Linked DNA regions of Homo sapiens: regions 2 and 3 are each linked to region 1. A link is a loop called in an ENCODE intact Hi-C map of the cell type or tissue named here. Cell type or tissue: heart left ventricle. All regions are shown on one strand.

Region 1 (5,000 bases):
TAACCTTCAGCAAAGCACATAACCATGTAAAATTTAATTTTATTCATTTGTAAAATGGGACTAATAAATCTAAAGTGCTTATCGTAGTGCCTGATACATAGTAAAGCTCAGCTCTCAATGAACTGTTGCTGCTGCTGCTGTTGTAGTTAAGTCTCCCCAGTCCTGAAGGGGTCATCATGAAAGATTTTTGGCTACCATCCCATCTCTTTCCTCTTATAGCTCAGAGCTCATTAATTATGTCCTGTATGTACCCGTTGCTACATTCTTCTTTGCTAACTTTCTCCTTGTTCCCTTTCTGTCTTCACTTACCAATGGTGGGCAGTGATGTAACGTTTACTGGGCAAAAATTAAAATCTTCAACTGATTTTTAATGCCTCAAATCCTCTTTCTAGCTTTAATGTTAGTTAGAAGTTCTTTATGAGGCCGGGCGTGGTGGCTCATGCCTGTAATCCCAGCACTTTGGGAGGCCAAGGCAGGCGGATCACCTAGGTCAGGAGTTTGAGACCAGCCTGACCAACATGGGGAAACCCCGTCTCTACTAAAAATACAAAAGTAGCCGGGCATGGTGGCACATGCCTGTAATCCCAGCTACTCAGGAGGCTGAGGTAGGAGAATCGCTTGAACCCGGGAGTCGGAGGTTGCAGTGAGCTGAGATCCCAGGTTCACACCATTCTCCTGCCTCAGCCTCCCGAGTAGCTGGGACTACAGGCGCCCGTCACCACACCCGGCTAATTTTTTGTATTTTTAGTAAAGACAGGGTTTCACCGTGTTAGCCAGGATGGTCTCAGTCTTCTGACCTTGTGATCCATCCGCCTCAGCCTCCCAAAGTGCTGGGATTACAGCTGTGAGCCACCGCATCCGGCCCAAAAATAATTTTTCTCAGTGAGTTCTGCAGTTATGCTAATAAGTATTTATAAAATTTTTAGAAATATTTATATGAAATTTTTTAAAAAGATCCTAGAGTTATTAACATTTCTGGCTGCGTGTCCCATCCTGGCTTTGCCAAGTAAGTATTAATTGTCCTCATAACTGCAGATGACTGATAGTGTTCCGTTATTTATATGGTTTTCCAGCAGTTGGAAACATCTTCTGTTGCAAAGGACAGTTTGGGGTTTAGTGCACATCTACCGACTGTTTCATGATAAGACAACTATAGAATTGAGAATAATCATTTAGAAACTTTTGTGGCAGTTTGACATTGCTACAGCATCCAGGCATGTGATAATTTTTCGAATAATTCATTTTTATTGCATTTTACAAAAGTTCTATTTATAATAGTTTCAAAGTTTTTAAAAAATAATACCTCACCACAGATAGTTTGAGAAGCACCTTTAACATAGGCTTCTTTTTCAGCTACTTTAAAAGATACTTTTTTGTTTTTAATTTTCTAGGGCCCTTTCTTTCATGGGAATGAGTATCTGTCTGGCTCTGATGTTCATTTCTTCCTGGTATTATGCCATTGTAGCCATGGTAATAGCTGGTATGATCTACAAGTACATTGAATACCAAGGGTGAGTGTGGATTTAATCTTGATCACTGCTAAAAGTAGCAAGACTAGCTAGTTTGGTTAGAGCCAGCTCAGTGAAAATATCTTAAGGACTCAGGTAACTTCATTTTCATAACTATATTTTGTACCCCTAATTCTTTAACCATCTTAATGATGCAAGCTTTTCATCACAAGGGAGATCCATTGAGAAAGTATGAATGGATCAATGGAAAATAACAAAGGACATTTCCAAATAATAATAATTAGTACTAAACAAAGTACAACACAAATGTAAATATTTTTGCTTATCTCTTCAGTCAAGGGGTTGTCTCTGAAATGAAAAAGAAATTAGTTCTGAACAACTTAGTAACTACTAAGACTTACAGCTTTCAAAAATGAGGACGAAATAACATTCTTATTCAGAAGATCACATTGAACTTTACTTTCTCTGCATTATTTTCAAAGTAACTTAAACTCCAGGTCTGTTATAATTTTCTAATCTAAATTGCTCTTTTACATTATTGTTTTGAACAATTACATAGAAGGACTGAATGAGTGACCCCTTCAGGCTTTATTGGGAACTGTTTGTGCAGTGCAGTCTGTTGGTGCTGTTGATCTACCTACATCAGGTTCATTATGTTAGTAAAGAACATTATGTAAATCATTAATCTGAGCTTTAATCTTCTACCTTGCACATGTGTGATTTTTAGATTCAGAAAAAAACTTTATTTTTTAAAATTATACTTACTATAGTTTAAATTTGTCTCTGCTCTTTTCTTTTTCTCACAGAGCTGAGAAAGAATGGGGTGATGGTATCCGTGGGCTGTCCCTCAGTGCAGCCCGGTTTGCTTTGCTTCGATTGGAGGAAGGACCTCCACACACTAAAAACTGGAGGTAAAGAAATCAACACTAGCAGTATTTGGCACATGGTTAACACACAAAAATATGTGTTTTGTTGATTTTAGGATAAGGAAACCATATGTGGCTCAAGGAATTGGTATAATGGACCTGTTTTGAACTATTCTAAATCCTTAATTTTTTTATTCCCTTTTCTTCATGTCGTTTATGATCAAGATTTCTACAATTTATTATTCTTCCTTGAAGACTGATCAACTTGAGATAGTACTGGGAGCATTCAAAATAATGCCCTTATCCTGTCATCTCCTGTGATCTCTTCCTTCTGTCAAATTACCTGTTTCATACAGATCTCCTGAATTAAAGGGTGGAGTCTGTCATTCTGTTCCCCAAACCCAAAATGTTTTCTCCTCCCCTCCAACCCCCACCAACCTCTTCACAGGCCTCAGTTGCTTGTATTACTGAAACTAGATGAAGACTTACATGTCAAGCATCCTCGCCTCCTCACCTTTGCCTCACAGCTCAAAGCAGGAAAAGGTCTCACTATTGTGGGCTCTGTCATCGTGGGGAACTTCCTAGAGAACTACGGTGAAGCTTTAGCTGCTGAGCAGGTAAGAGTCAGGCTTTTGAGGTATTGGAACTCAGTTTACAGCTTTGTGATGTTAAGTAGTAAGACCTCAAACTTCTACTTGAATCTTGTTCCTGAGTGATCTAGGAGGTTTCTCACTTAGTGCTGACCTTTGAAAGGACACTTTTTCCCAAATAATAAGATGAGCCAAAAATAGTTATTTATTATTTCTTCCTGTTTAAAGCATTACTAAATTATAAGATTATTAAGTCTAAACCTTATGTTCAAATATACTCCAAACATTAATCTAAGCACTGAGAAAAGTCATGTAAATAAATTGATCCCTTGAACTATGGAGAGGGTTCCTCTCAATCTTGTGACAACAAGGAGTAATGACCAAATTTTCTTCCTCTTTACTAATCTACGTGGTATCATGAGCAAGATTCCTTTGCCACTTCTGGTTAGCTGTATTGAACATTAAAGTTCTACTTTAACAAGGAAGTTGTTTTCACTCTAATACTTATTATATATGATAGAACTAATCCTATTGTTTTTGAAATGCCATTGTGTTCAATGGCATTTCAAAAGTTTTACTGTGGGGGGAGGGGGGAAGGATAGCATTAGGAGATATACCTAATGTAAATGACGAGTTAATGGGTGCAGCACACCAACATGGCACATGTATACATATGTAACAAACCTGCACGTTGTGCACATGTACCCTAAAACTTAAAGTATTTAAAAAAAAAAGTTTTACTGGATTTCATTTTGGAATCCTTTGAAATCCTAAACACTAGAAATGCTGAAGAAACATTACTCCAGAATGATGGTAAAAATTAATAAAAGGTACACAGGATTGAAAATCAGGAGAGCCTAGTTCTTAGCCGCATCACTGATTTAATCTGTGCCTTTGCAAAAATCATTCCATTTTCCATACCATTATTCCCAGGGTGGAGTAAGAGTAAATGAGATGATATCTCCAAATTGGTTTGACTAAATAAAGGAAGAGTAATGCAAATACAAGTGTCATGAATAATCACCATTAAAATGTCAAAAAGCATATGGGAATGGGAGAGGCGAAAAAGAAAACATACCTGAGAAAATTCTAAAGTGAAACTGAATCATCATACTGAGTTTCTGGTAAGATGAGTCAGGGCATGACTGGGGCTGAGGCAGGAAGGAGATCGTGTTCACAATAGTGAATCACCCTGGTCAACTGAGAAAGAATGTTGAATATTCACTTTGTAGAGATCCCTGTTCCCAGTTTTTTGGTATGGTGCAAAGGAACAAAAGCAGAACAGAGGAAAAAGCAGAGAAACTACATGTAGACAACCAGCTACAGAGGCAAAAATACGTAGTAAGCAAAAAGACAAAAGATCATGAAATTCCTTTGGGATAATTTTAACTTTTTGGACTTTTCTGTAGATGATATAGTATTATGAAGACTTTGGAAAAAGGTGGGGGATATAATATGGAGAAGGAACAATGGGTTAAAATGTCCAGAGTGAACCAGTTCAGTGTTGCGGTCCTGTGTCTCTTTCAGACCATAAAGCACCTAATGGAGGCAGAGAAGGTAAAAGGATTCTGCCAGCTGGTGGTGGCCGCCAAGCTGAGAGAGGGCATTTCCCACCTCATCCAGTCATGTGGCCTTGGGGGCATGAAGCACAACACGGTGGTGATGGGCTGGCCTAATGGCTGGCGTCAAAGCGAAGATGCCCGCGCTTGGAAGACTTTTATTGGTACTAACCATTTCTCATACAAACCTAAAGGCCCAAGTCGAGGGTATATAGTTAAATCTCTGTCACCCCCAGCCTCCTAAAGTAGAGACTATGCCATTGCTGAAGCATAGTCTTATAAGGCAACCTGAAAAACTATTGGTAGTAATACCCAGATTCTACCTACCCCCTTCAGCTTCACATTATGTTCATGAATTATTTCTGTCAAGTCTTGTGCTAGGAATTATCTCCAAAATTGCCGTGTTTTCATTTGTGATTTTCCATATTGATGTTCTCACAGGAATTGCAAGAATTGTTCTTCAGCATCATAATCTCTCAAATTCACATATCCCCCCTTAGAAATGTAGTAATGGGA
Region 2 (5,000 bases), 200 kb before region 1:
TTTTAATTTTCTCTTGAAAGCACTGAATAAACTATGTGTTGTGTACCTGTGCTTTGGCTATGATACATTGCATGAGGTCAGGTGTAGAATTTTGTACTTGAGGCATCATATGGGCACCCAAAAAATTTCGAATTTGGGAGAGTTTTGGATTTCAGATTAAGGATGCTCATCCTTTGCCGGAATTCTACAGAAACTCAACCATACTTTTATTACTACCTTGGTGCAAAAGCAATTGCAATTTTTGGCAATGGCGAATACTGTAATTGTTTTTGTACTAACCTAATAACTACGGTTTTTATTATCCTCCTCCTTTGACATACAGAGAATATATTATTCTTCTGATATCATCTTCCATATGGCCCAAATATTTAGGAATTTCACATGATCATTTTTCTCAAAGCAAATGCATTTGTGGCCAAATTTTACAGTTATTACATAGCTAGCATGTTAACCTTGATATTATGTCACGTTTCAAATTTTGTTCCCTCTGATTTTAAACTGAATTGAGAAAAAAATAAACTTGGCTCTCTAGAAACGCAAAGAGTAAATGAGAAGTAATATGATATCGCACACTTAAAATATTTTAAAGCAGGCTTCTACTGTTACTGTTATTTTTTAGCACAAACCAAAAGTGACCATTTTCTTTGAATAAATAATAAAATTTTATATTTTAATAACATTGGCAAGCATTTTCTCATTTAAATATCTCAATTTTTAATGGAAAGTATTTCGTTTTATATAAGAGAAAAATATAAAAGGATCATGTGAGTTTATGAAAACGTCACAGATAGTGTATGATATGTTTTATGTTTATGTTTCATACTCCAAACCCAGTGGCTTTTGTGTTCAAAAACGACATTTGATTAGCAAGAGGAAATGGCCATTTTACTATTACTTATCTGGAATGGTAGCATATTCCAGATAAGTAAAGGAGAATCAGCCCCATCTTTAATACTGCCAACTGGATTTGTGTCATAAAGAGAAATTAGGGGACTAAAAAGGAAACATATAAGCCTTGTCTTTCCAGATTGGAGATGGATAAGTATATAAGGACTGACATACTATTGCTTTACAACAGTTTTCCCAGGACAAATTGAGACACCAGAAGCCAGCATATAGGTTGTGACTGATCTATTCAAATTGTTCCTAATAATGGCATCAGGGTTTTTTAAAAAAAAATTTTGTCATGCTTTAAGTTCTGGGATACACGTGCAAAACGTGCACGTTTGTCACCTAGGTATGCAGCTCAGTGCGCGTGCGCCATGTGGCGCGGCCCTGCGGGCTTTCCGTACTCCGCTCGCGGTAGGCTCCCGCCGCTATTCAGCTGTCGGGCTAATCAGCAGTCGAGGTGTGCGGCTAGGCGCGAGCTCTGCGGGAGCTCAGCCCCCGGGAGAGACCCGGCAGCGGCGCGGCGAGGACGGCGGCGCGGCGAGGACGGCGGCGCGGCGAGGACGGCGGCGCGGCGAGGACGGCGGCGCGGCGAGGACGGCGGCGCGGCGAGGACGGCGGCGCGGCGAGGACGGCGGCGCGGCGAGGACGGCGGCGCGGCGAGGACGGCGGCGCGGCGAGGACGGCGGCGCGGCGAGGACGGCGGCGCGGCGAGGACGGCGGCGCGGCGAGGACGGCGGCGCGGCGAGGACGGCGGCGCGGCGAGGACGGCGGCGCGGCGAGGACGGCGGCGCGGCGAGGACGGCGGCGGACCGGGGCAGCCCCGCGCCCTGGCCAGGTAAGCTGGGGAACCTCGGCTGCCTGACTCGCTGGCGGCGGCAGCCTTGGGCCGCCCGCGGCGCCGCGGGGACCCGGACGCGTGGGGGGCGGCGCGTAAGCTGCGGGCCAAGAGCTCCCGAGCGCTGCCCCCCGGACTCGGCGGGGCTGCGGGGAGGCCGCCGCTGGGATCTAGGGGTGCAGCCCGGCGGCCTTACGCCTCTCGGACCGGCCCATCCTCCTCCCACGATGGGCGGGCGGGTGCGGCGGGGACTAGGCGATGGCTTTCGCATCCCGGGAGGGGCTCACCGCGGCGAGGGGCCACTCTCGGCGCCGGCAAGTGGCGCTGTCTGGCGGGGCCGCCCGCTCGCGTCTCGCCGGGCTGGTCGGGCCGCTGGTGCGTTCCGCTGCCCGGCTTGGCGCCGGCATCAAGTCCCCGTGCCGGGCGGCAACTACTGAGTTTGGGATCGCCTCTGGGTTCACTTCCCTGGGAGAACTCGAGCCCGGATCTTCGCCCCTTCCCTTTCCCTGTATAATAAGGCCCAGAGGGAAAAACTCAAAAACCCCACACCTTGTTGCCCCTGGGCTGCAGGCGCCGGGTTGGGGGCACGGTGCGGACCTGCGCCTCTGCAGGGCCCCTTCTCCACGCCAGGCACTGCCTGGCAAGGCTGCTGGAGGGAGATCTGGCCGCAGATGGTGAAGGAGAACATCGAGGCCCCCGGTCCCCAAGCAGGGCTCCATGGGTCGGGCGGCGGGCCTTGGTAAGCCCAGGCTAGGGGCGAACTTCCTTTTCTCCGGGCCGACGCGGAGGGAGGGTGCGGGGAACGCCCGCGGAGGGGCCTGTCCTGCAGCACCCCAGTGGAGAGCAGAGCCTTAGAGGGGCCTGCTAGTCTTAACTTAGTATTTACTGGCAGAAGAAAGGCTTACTTTTTCAGATCTCTTCAGATAACGACCTGGCAGGCACCAGACGTAAATCTGTGGTTGAGTGCAGTCAGCTCCTAAACAGGCATGCGGTGGAGGAAGCGCCCCAAACTTGGCATCTTGTGTCTGGCACTTTGTTTTTGGGCTAAACTGCCTCTGGCGTCTTCAGCCTTCTGTGCCTCTTTGTTTTTGTTTGTTTTTCTATTTTCCTTCCTGTTTCAGAAAGGACAGTGGTTTTAGAAGTAATGACCTGAGAGCTTTGCAGGTTGAAGTGGGACAAGTTTTCCTAAGGTGCAGGTTGGCAGGTGCCAGGAGCCTGCCGGTGGCTTTTTCTCAGGCCTCTGGGTCAGGGTCCCTCCAGTGAGGTGAGGCAGGGGTTTCTCCCCTCCCAGAGGTGTGGCCACTACGCAGGGGGACAGGAACTGGGTTTCCCAGTCCGGGGAGTCCAGGATGCCCTGCACTCTGCGCTGATTCCTGGGTGACCGTGGGGGCTGCCTTCCCCCACAGCCTGGGCTGGAGAGGGTCTCCTGAGCTTAGGATCCGCGGGGCAGGAGGGCTGGGGTGACAAGGACACGTGGAACCTGCTGGGGCTCCGGGCAGTGTCCAGGGCGTGAGTAGATAAAGCTGGAGCTCGTAGCTGTGTGCTGGCAGCCCTCGGTGGGCTCTAGCAGTACTGGCAGGGGGGCCCTTGGAGTGGGCTCCCTCTCTGGGCTGGGACTGGGTGATGGCAGTAGCAATGGGGCACGAAGTCTTCCCTCTCATTTGTTAGGAAGTGTGGTCTGTGCTCCTCCCCACTGTCTGGCTCTTGGGCTGGGAGAAGCTGCAGGCTGAGTCCCACGGGGTGTGAGTGTGTGTGAGCAGGAGTGGGTGCTGGAAGGAGGTAAAGCTGGTGACCATCAGCTCCTCATTCTCTTGCACCTTGCATGTTTTCTCTGACACCGCAGACCCAAGTTGTGGCTTGCTGGTTAACTTGTTTACATAACCTTCTTAAGTAACTCTAAACTTTAAAAAAAAAAATGTTTTACAGGAATAATCGGTGGAGATGGATTGTGAAATGGAGGTGCATAAATATCCAGTTTGCCAACCGAGCTAAGAAATGCTGGATAAAAGTAAAAGGTAATTGTAAAAGACACTGATCACACCCCTGGAAGCTTAGAGATGGGATAAGACACTTTGATTTTTCCTAGACAAAACTGAGGAAGTCAGAGGAAAAACAGTTGATGGTGAGATTGGCATCAGGCTGGGCTTTGTTTGGATTGGGCCGCGGTGGCTGCAGTGAGGGCTGTTGGAGTGGGGAGAGTGGGGGTTGAGCCTGGCTGCAGAGGCCCCCTCCAGGCCTCAGCTCCTCTCCGGCACTCCTCCGTGTCCTCTGCCATGCATACCTGCCCCGGTGACTTAATAGGTGAGGGCCTCAGGTGACACCGTCGTCTGAAGTCTTGGAGAAACCTTTACTGTCCAGGGGAGGAGAGGACTGGCGGTCGGTGGGGATCGAGGCCCAGCACACATCACTGGGTGGCTTGAATGTCTTCGGCAGAGATCACATGCCCTGCCTTGCAGCCTGGTCCTTAGAGAAACGGAGAGAGCTCTGGGCCTGGGCAGCGGCCCTGGCTGTACCACTCACAGGCTGTGTGTCCTCAACGCAGTCTCAGTTCCTCACCCTTGCCAGGTGGCCGTGAGCACTGGGGACGTGGAGGCACAGGTAGGGTGTAAGGTAGTCCCTGGTGACCAGGCAGGCCTCCCAGATGTAGGTCAGGTTTGAGACGCTTGCTCACCAGGAGGCAGCCTGTGTGCCCATCGGGGGCTGGGGGTGCTCATTGTTCCCTTGGGTGGTGGTTGGCCCGAGCGCCCACAGGGAGACTTCTCTGGCTCCTTCCTTTCCCAGAGTTCCTCCCCACCCCCCTGCTGCCCACCGCCTGGGTTGGGTCCAGCTCATGTCTCAGAGCAGCCTGCTGGCACAGGCTGAGTCAGCTGTCATGGGCACTGTCGTTTCTCGCCTCTCCTGAAGCCAATCCTCCCCTCTCTCCCTGTCCAGACACACAAGGGAGGCCCGGGAGTTAGGTGACCTCAAGATCATGCAGCCAGGCTCTCTATGTGGAACCCTGCGTACTGGTGGGGTGCCATTGCTGTGTGCTTTATGATTTCTGTGCCGGCTGTGAGGTTTCCCAGGTTGGGCTGTGGGGTACCCCTGAGTCTGCAAGTTGGCCCAGGCCAGGTGTGTCACCATTGCCCAGGCCTTCAGTGGCTTTCCAGTGCTCCCTCCACATCCATGTGTCTCGGCCTGATTTTTCTCAAGTTCCCCCGCTCGCTCCCAAGAATGGCCCCTCCAGGCTCTCCTGGCTCCAGGCAGACAGGCTCATTGCCCAGATCTGCCCTGG
Region 3 (5,000 bases), 350 kb before region 1:
ATCGCTTAACCTGGAAAGTGGAGGTTGCAATGAGCCCAGATCGCACCACCACACTCCATCATTGGGGACTGAGTGAAACTCCGTCATAAAAAATAAAATAAAATAAAATCACAATATCTTGTATGCTTGACAATTGCTAACAGAGTAAACTTTAAGTGTTCTTACTATGAAAAAAATAAGTATTTTAGGTAATGTATATTTTAAATATCTTTAAATATCAAAACATCATGATGTGCATCATAAATTTATACAATATTTACTTCTCAGTTAAAAAAGATGAGTAAATAAATCATTTTAAATGTCCATCACAGGAAACACCTTTAGAGTAACTCTGTGGTTTTGCTTTATTCACAGAGCTTTTTGTTAGAACTGTGGAAAGGAATTACAACATAGAGTGCTAGAAGCACAAGTGGCCTAATAATAATTTTTATTTTTACTGTAAGTACTGGCATATCTGACACATCTGTCCTATTGTTGAGTATGACACCTTAGGAATAAATGTGACTGGAAGTCATTCATTTTGAGGTGACTCTTAAGAGTCTTAGGGTCCTGAAATCAAGAACCAGGCAGATCTATCTACTCTGACACTAAAAAACAGATCCTAAAATAAATTTCAAGAAAAAAAATTAGATACCAAAGATTTCTAGTTGGGGAACTTTTGAGGTTGTCATCAATATGTCCATATTCAAATGGAGATCAATGAAGACCAAATAAAAGAATTGTGGGCTACCTTGAAGATAAATCATGACTCAAGCTTTTGAGGAACTAAGGTGACCTTCACAGTCAGTGGAAAGAATCACAATATGTAAAGTTCTTTCGATAAAAGTATACTGACTTTGGGCTGGGCACAGTGGCTGACGCCTGTAATCCCAACACTTTGGGAGGCTGAGGTGGGCGGATCACCTGAGTTCGAGACCAGCCTGGCCAACATGGCGAAACCCCATCTCTGCTAAAAAAAATAAAAATAAAAATTAGCCGGGCGTGGTGGTGCCTGGCTGAGGCACGAGAATCGCTTGAACCTGGGAGGTGGGGATTGCAGTGACCCGAGATTGCGCCACTGTATTCCAGCCTGGGCAACAAGGTAAGACTCTGTCTCAAAACAAACAAACAAACAAACAACAACAACAACAATATATACATATATATGTGTATACATATACGTATATATATGTGTGTATATATATACGTATATATGTGTGTATATATATACGTATATATGTGTGTATATATGTGTATATGTGTATATGTGTATATATATGTGTTTGTGTATACACACATGTATACACATATACACATATATACATATACATATATGTATATGTGTGTGTGTGTATGTATGTGTGTGTGTATATATATATATATATATATATGCTGATTGAATAACCTTGTCTAATATTACTGCTATGGTTTGAATATGGTTTGTCCTCACCACAACTCACATTGAGGCTTGGCCCCCAATGTGGCAAATGTTGGGAGGTGGTGCCTTTAAGAAGTGATTAAGTCTTTAAGAGGAATTAATACCTTTTTCTGGAGACTGGTTTAATTTAGCAGGAATAGATTAGTTCCCCAAAAATAGGTTGTTATAAAGTGAGTTTGCGTCTTGTGTGTTTTGCCCTTTTGTGAAAGCGCCTAGCTCCCCTTCTATTACTCCGCTGTGTTTCCTTTGACTCAGCATGAGGCCCTTACTAGAAGCTACCAGATGCAGCTGCCCAAGCTTAAACTTCCCAGCCTATGGTAGGAACTCACTATCCTATCTCACTATAGGATAGTGAGCCAAATACACCTCTTTTGTTTATAAATTACCCAGTCTCAAGTATTCTGTTATAGCAACACAAATGAACTAAAACAGGTACACATAATTTTTATTAAAAATTGAAAGCCCTTTACATTGTTTGTATAGTGGAAAGTCAGCATGTATTTTTACCTCAATGTTTTGCTAGTGTTTTCTGTATTTCTTAGGGAATAAAGCTAAGTTTAGCAGGGGGGAAAAAAAGATTTTATTCCTTTCCAAAATTCTCACAATAGAAAAAATTAATGCTAAATAACTGTGTGTTTTTAGTTCCAATTATCTGGAAAAATTGTTTTCATTTTCTGCCTCACCTTGATACATTATAAATACTATTTAAGATCAGACCTATTGAGCAGCCAGACCAATATTATTTTTTATGATGTTATCAAAGGGCTTTTTGAGTAAATGTACAGTTCTAATTTGATAAATTGGAAAGCATTAAATTGCTCTTAAACATATTAACTTTTCTTATTAACCTTTATAAATTAATTATCCATAAATTTCCTTAAAAGTAAGATTTCTCTTTTTTTTTAATTTCTTTTTTCTTTTTGAGACAGACTCTAGCTCTGTCACCCAGGTTGGAGTGCAGTGGCGCGATCTCGGCTCACTGCAACCTCCACCTCCCAGGTTTAAGCAATTCTCCTGCCTCAGCCTCTGGAGTAGCTGGGACTACAGGCCCTACCACCATGCCCGGCTAATTTTTGTACTTTTAGTAGATACAGGGTTTTGCCATGTTGGCCGGGCTGGTCACCAACTCCTGACCTCAGGTGAGCCAGCTGCCTCGGCCTCCCAAAGTGCTGGAATTACAGACCTGAGCCACCATGCCTGGCCTAAAAGTAAGATTTCAATATGTGCTGTATCATAGAATAAAAGCTATTAATATTTAAAAGTTAACAACACACTGTGTAACACAAAGTTTCCTTTTATTGCCCCCAAATGCATTGTTTTGAATATTTAAGTGTTACCACTGGTGCAATATTCTGAAACCTAATAAACAAGGCCCAGCCACTTCTACCTACACACTTCACAATTTCTTGATCTTCAATAACATTTTCTCAGAAATTTTCCTCTCTTAGTTATGACAAATTTTAAAAATCCAGAAAGACCTCAAAAATGATATCTTTTGAATAATAGTGTATGTATATCACTGTTTTTAGCAAGTAGCAAAATAATGTAAAGTAAAGTTATAGGATAATTCTGGATTCCCCATCAAGGATTATGCAGCAAAACAGTTACCAAAATGGGAGATGAATTGATCCAAATTAGCTACATTGAAAAACTATTTTTTTCTGTTTATTTTTTTCCCAATGCAAAAAAAAATGCATTGCTACAGTTTGAATGTTTATGTCTCCCCAATATTCATTTGTTGAAGCCCTAATCCCCAAACTGATGGACTTAAAGGAGGACTTAGGGAAGTAATTAGGGTTAGATTAGGTCATGAGAGTGTGTCCCTCGTGATGGGATTAATGTCCTTATAAAAAGAGGAAGAAATTAGACATCAATCTGTCGTGCCCATGTTAGGATACGGCAAGAAGGCAGCCTTCTGCAAACCAGGAAGAAGGCCCTCACTACAGACTAAACATGTCAGCACCCTGTTCTTGGACTGCCCTGCTTCCAAAACTGTGAGAAATAAACATTTGTTGTTTTAAGTCACCCAGTCAATGATACTTTGTTATAGCAGGCCAAGTAGTCTAAGGCATGCATTTTTATTGGAAAGAATTGAAACGTACAAATACAGATTAGAAATTATAGCTTTAAAAAAAAGCTCTCACCCTCAGGAGATAAAAATGGTTAAAATTAGCTGGTAAATTCTTCAGTGTTCCTTTTATGCATAAATATATGCATGCTTATTATATAAAGAGGATCATATTATACATGTGATTTTAAATGTAAGTACTGTCATTTAATTTACATTTAATTTATCATTACAAAATGATAGAATGTTAATAACATTTCTCTGTCACTTATTTAAGCCCTCTTCTGTTATTGAAAAATTACATCTCTGTTTTCCAAAATTCTACATAAATATACATGTTTATAAATATTTATTCACAGTTGATTTTTCCCCTTACAATTTCTTGAAACAGAATTGCTGGATGAGATGATGCCAATATGTGTAAGCCATTTGATACATAGGCAAAACTGTCTTACAAAAATGTCTTGCCTCTTTACATCCCAATCAGCAGTGTTGGAGAACTTATTTCTCCCCCTACTTTCTTTAGCGCTGAGTATATTATTTAAATGTTGACATCAAAATCAAGTGGCATTTATCCTAGGAATGCAAAGTTGGTTCATTCATAAACCAATCAATGTAATTCATCATATTAACAAATTTTAAAAACATATGATCACCTCAGATACAGAGAAAGCATTTGAAAAAATCCCAAATCTATTCATAATAAAAACTCTAAGCAGACTAAGAATCTCATAAAAGGCTCATATGAGACCACATATATGACATTGCAGCTAGAGATTAAAAACTAAATGATTTCCCCTTAAAATCAAAAGTCAGACAAAAATGTCAACTCTAAACACTTCTATTCAACATTTAGTTGATGTTCTAAATAGTTCAAAATAACAAGAAAAATTAATAAATGCTATTCAGAGTAGACAGCAAATGCAAAACTGTATTTACAGACAATATGATTGTCTACATAGAAAATCCTATAGAATCTAAAAAGGAGACATTAAAACTAATTAGAAACTTTAGCAATTTTGTAGGATCAACATAAACACATTAGTCATATTTCTATACACTACTAATGAACATTGGAAATTGAAATAAAAGTAATTGTACCATTTGCAATAGCCTCAAAAAAAAAAAAAGAGAAACACTTATGGATAAATGTAACAAAAGATGTGCCAGACCTGAGGACTGAAAACTTCAAAACATTGCTAAGAAAGAATGATGAAAACCCTAGTAAATGGAGAAGCATTTATAGATTGAAAGACCCAATATTGGCCGGGCACGGTGGCTCACGCCTGTAATCCCAGCACTTTGGGAGGCCGAGGTGGGCAGATCGCGAGGTCAGGAGATCGAGACCATCCTGCCTAACACGGCAAAACCCTGTCTCTACTAAAAATACGAAAAATTAGCCGGGCGTGGCGGCGGGTGCCTGTAGTCCCAGCTACTCGGGAGGCTGAGGCAGGAGAATGGCGCGAACCCGGGAGGCAGAGTTTGCAGTGAGCCGAGATCGCGCCACTGCACTCC

Evidence for each region. A loop is a pair of places that touch in the nucleus more often than their neighbours do. Peaks named below come from ENCODE experiments on the same cell type or tissue, not always from the same donor. Only the 100,000 strongest peaks of a DNase experiment are listed, where the experiment ranks them.
Region 2: it touches region 1 in a loop (4-fold over the local background); 6 of 110 quality-filtered maps call a loop at or near these places.
Region 3: it touches region 1 in a loop (6-fold over the local background); 23 of 110 quality-filtered maps call a loop at or near these places.

The regions. Positions count from the first base shown.
Region 1 is chr15:34,238,613-34,243,612 of GRCh38, reverse strand. SLC12A6 (solute carrier family 12 member 6) reads left to right here. Exons shown (of 26, transcript NM_001365088.1): 17 at 1,392-1,511; 18 at 2,276-2,380; 19 at 2,784-2,952; 20 at 4,453-4,648. It overlaps LOC124903461 (a long non-coding RNA gene), which reads right to left and starts at 487. Exons shown (of 2, transcript XR_007064576.1): 1 at 1-487. RefSeq lists an enhancer at 3,608-4,807. In heart left ventricle, a CTCF peak has its summit at 2,056 (motif pointing left); no DNase peak of the experiment used is centred here.
Region 2 is chr15:34,434,124-34,439,123 of GRCh38, reverse strand. GOLGA8A (golgin A8 family member A) reads left to right here and starts at 1,316. Exons shown (of 25, transcript NM_181077.5): 1 at 1,316-1,726; 2 at 3,653-3,741. RefSeq lists silencers at 1,401-1,470, 1,713-1,922. In heart left ventricle, a CTCF peak has its summit at 2,049; DNase peaks (open chromatin) are centred at 1,283, 2,103, 2,453, 4,433 and 1 weaker place; H3K4me3 peaks cover 2,062 bases; H3K27ac peaks cover 356 bases.
Region 3 is chr15:34,592,853-34,597,852 of GRCh38, reverse strand. No RefSeq gene overlaps it. Among named protein-coding and RNA genes, the nearest start is that of GOLGA8B, 12 kb to the right of the region's middle. In heart left ventricle, no CTCF peak of the experiment used is centred here; no DNase peak of the experiment used is centred here.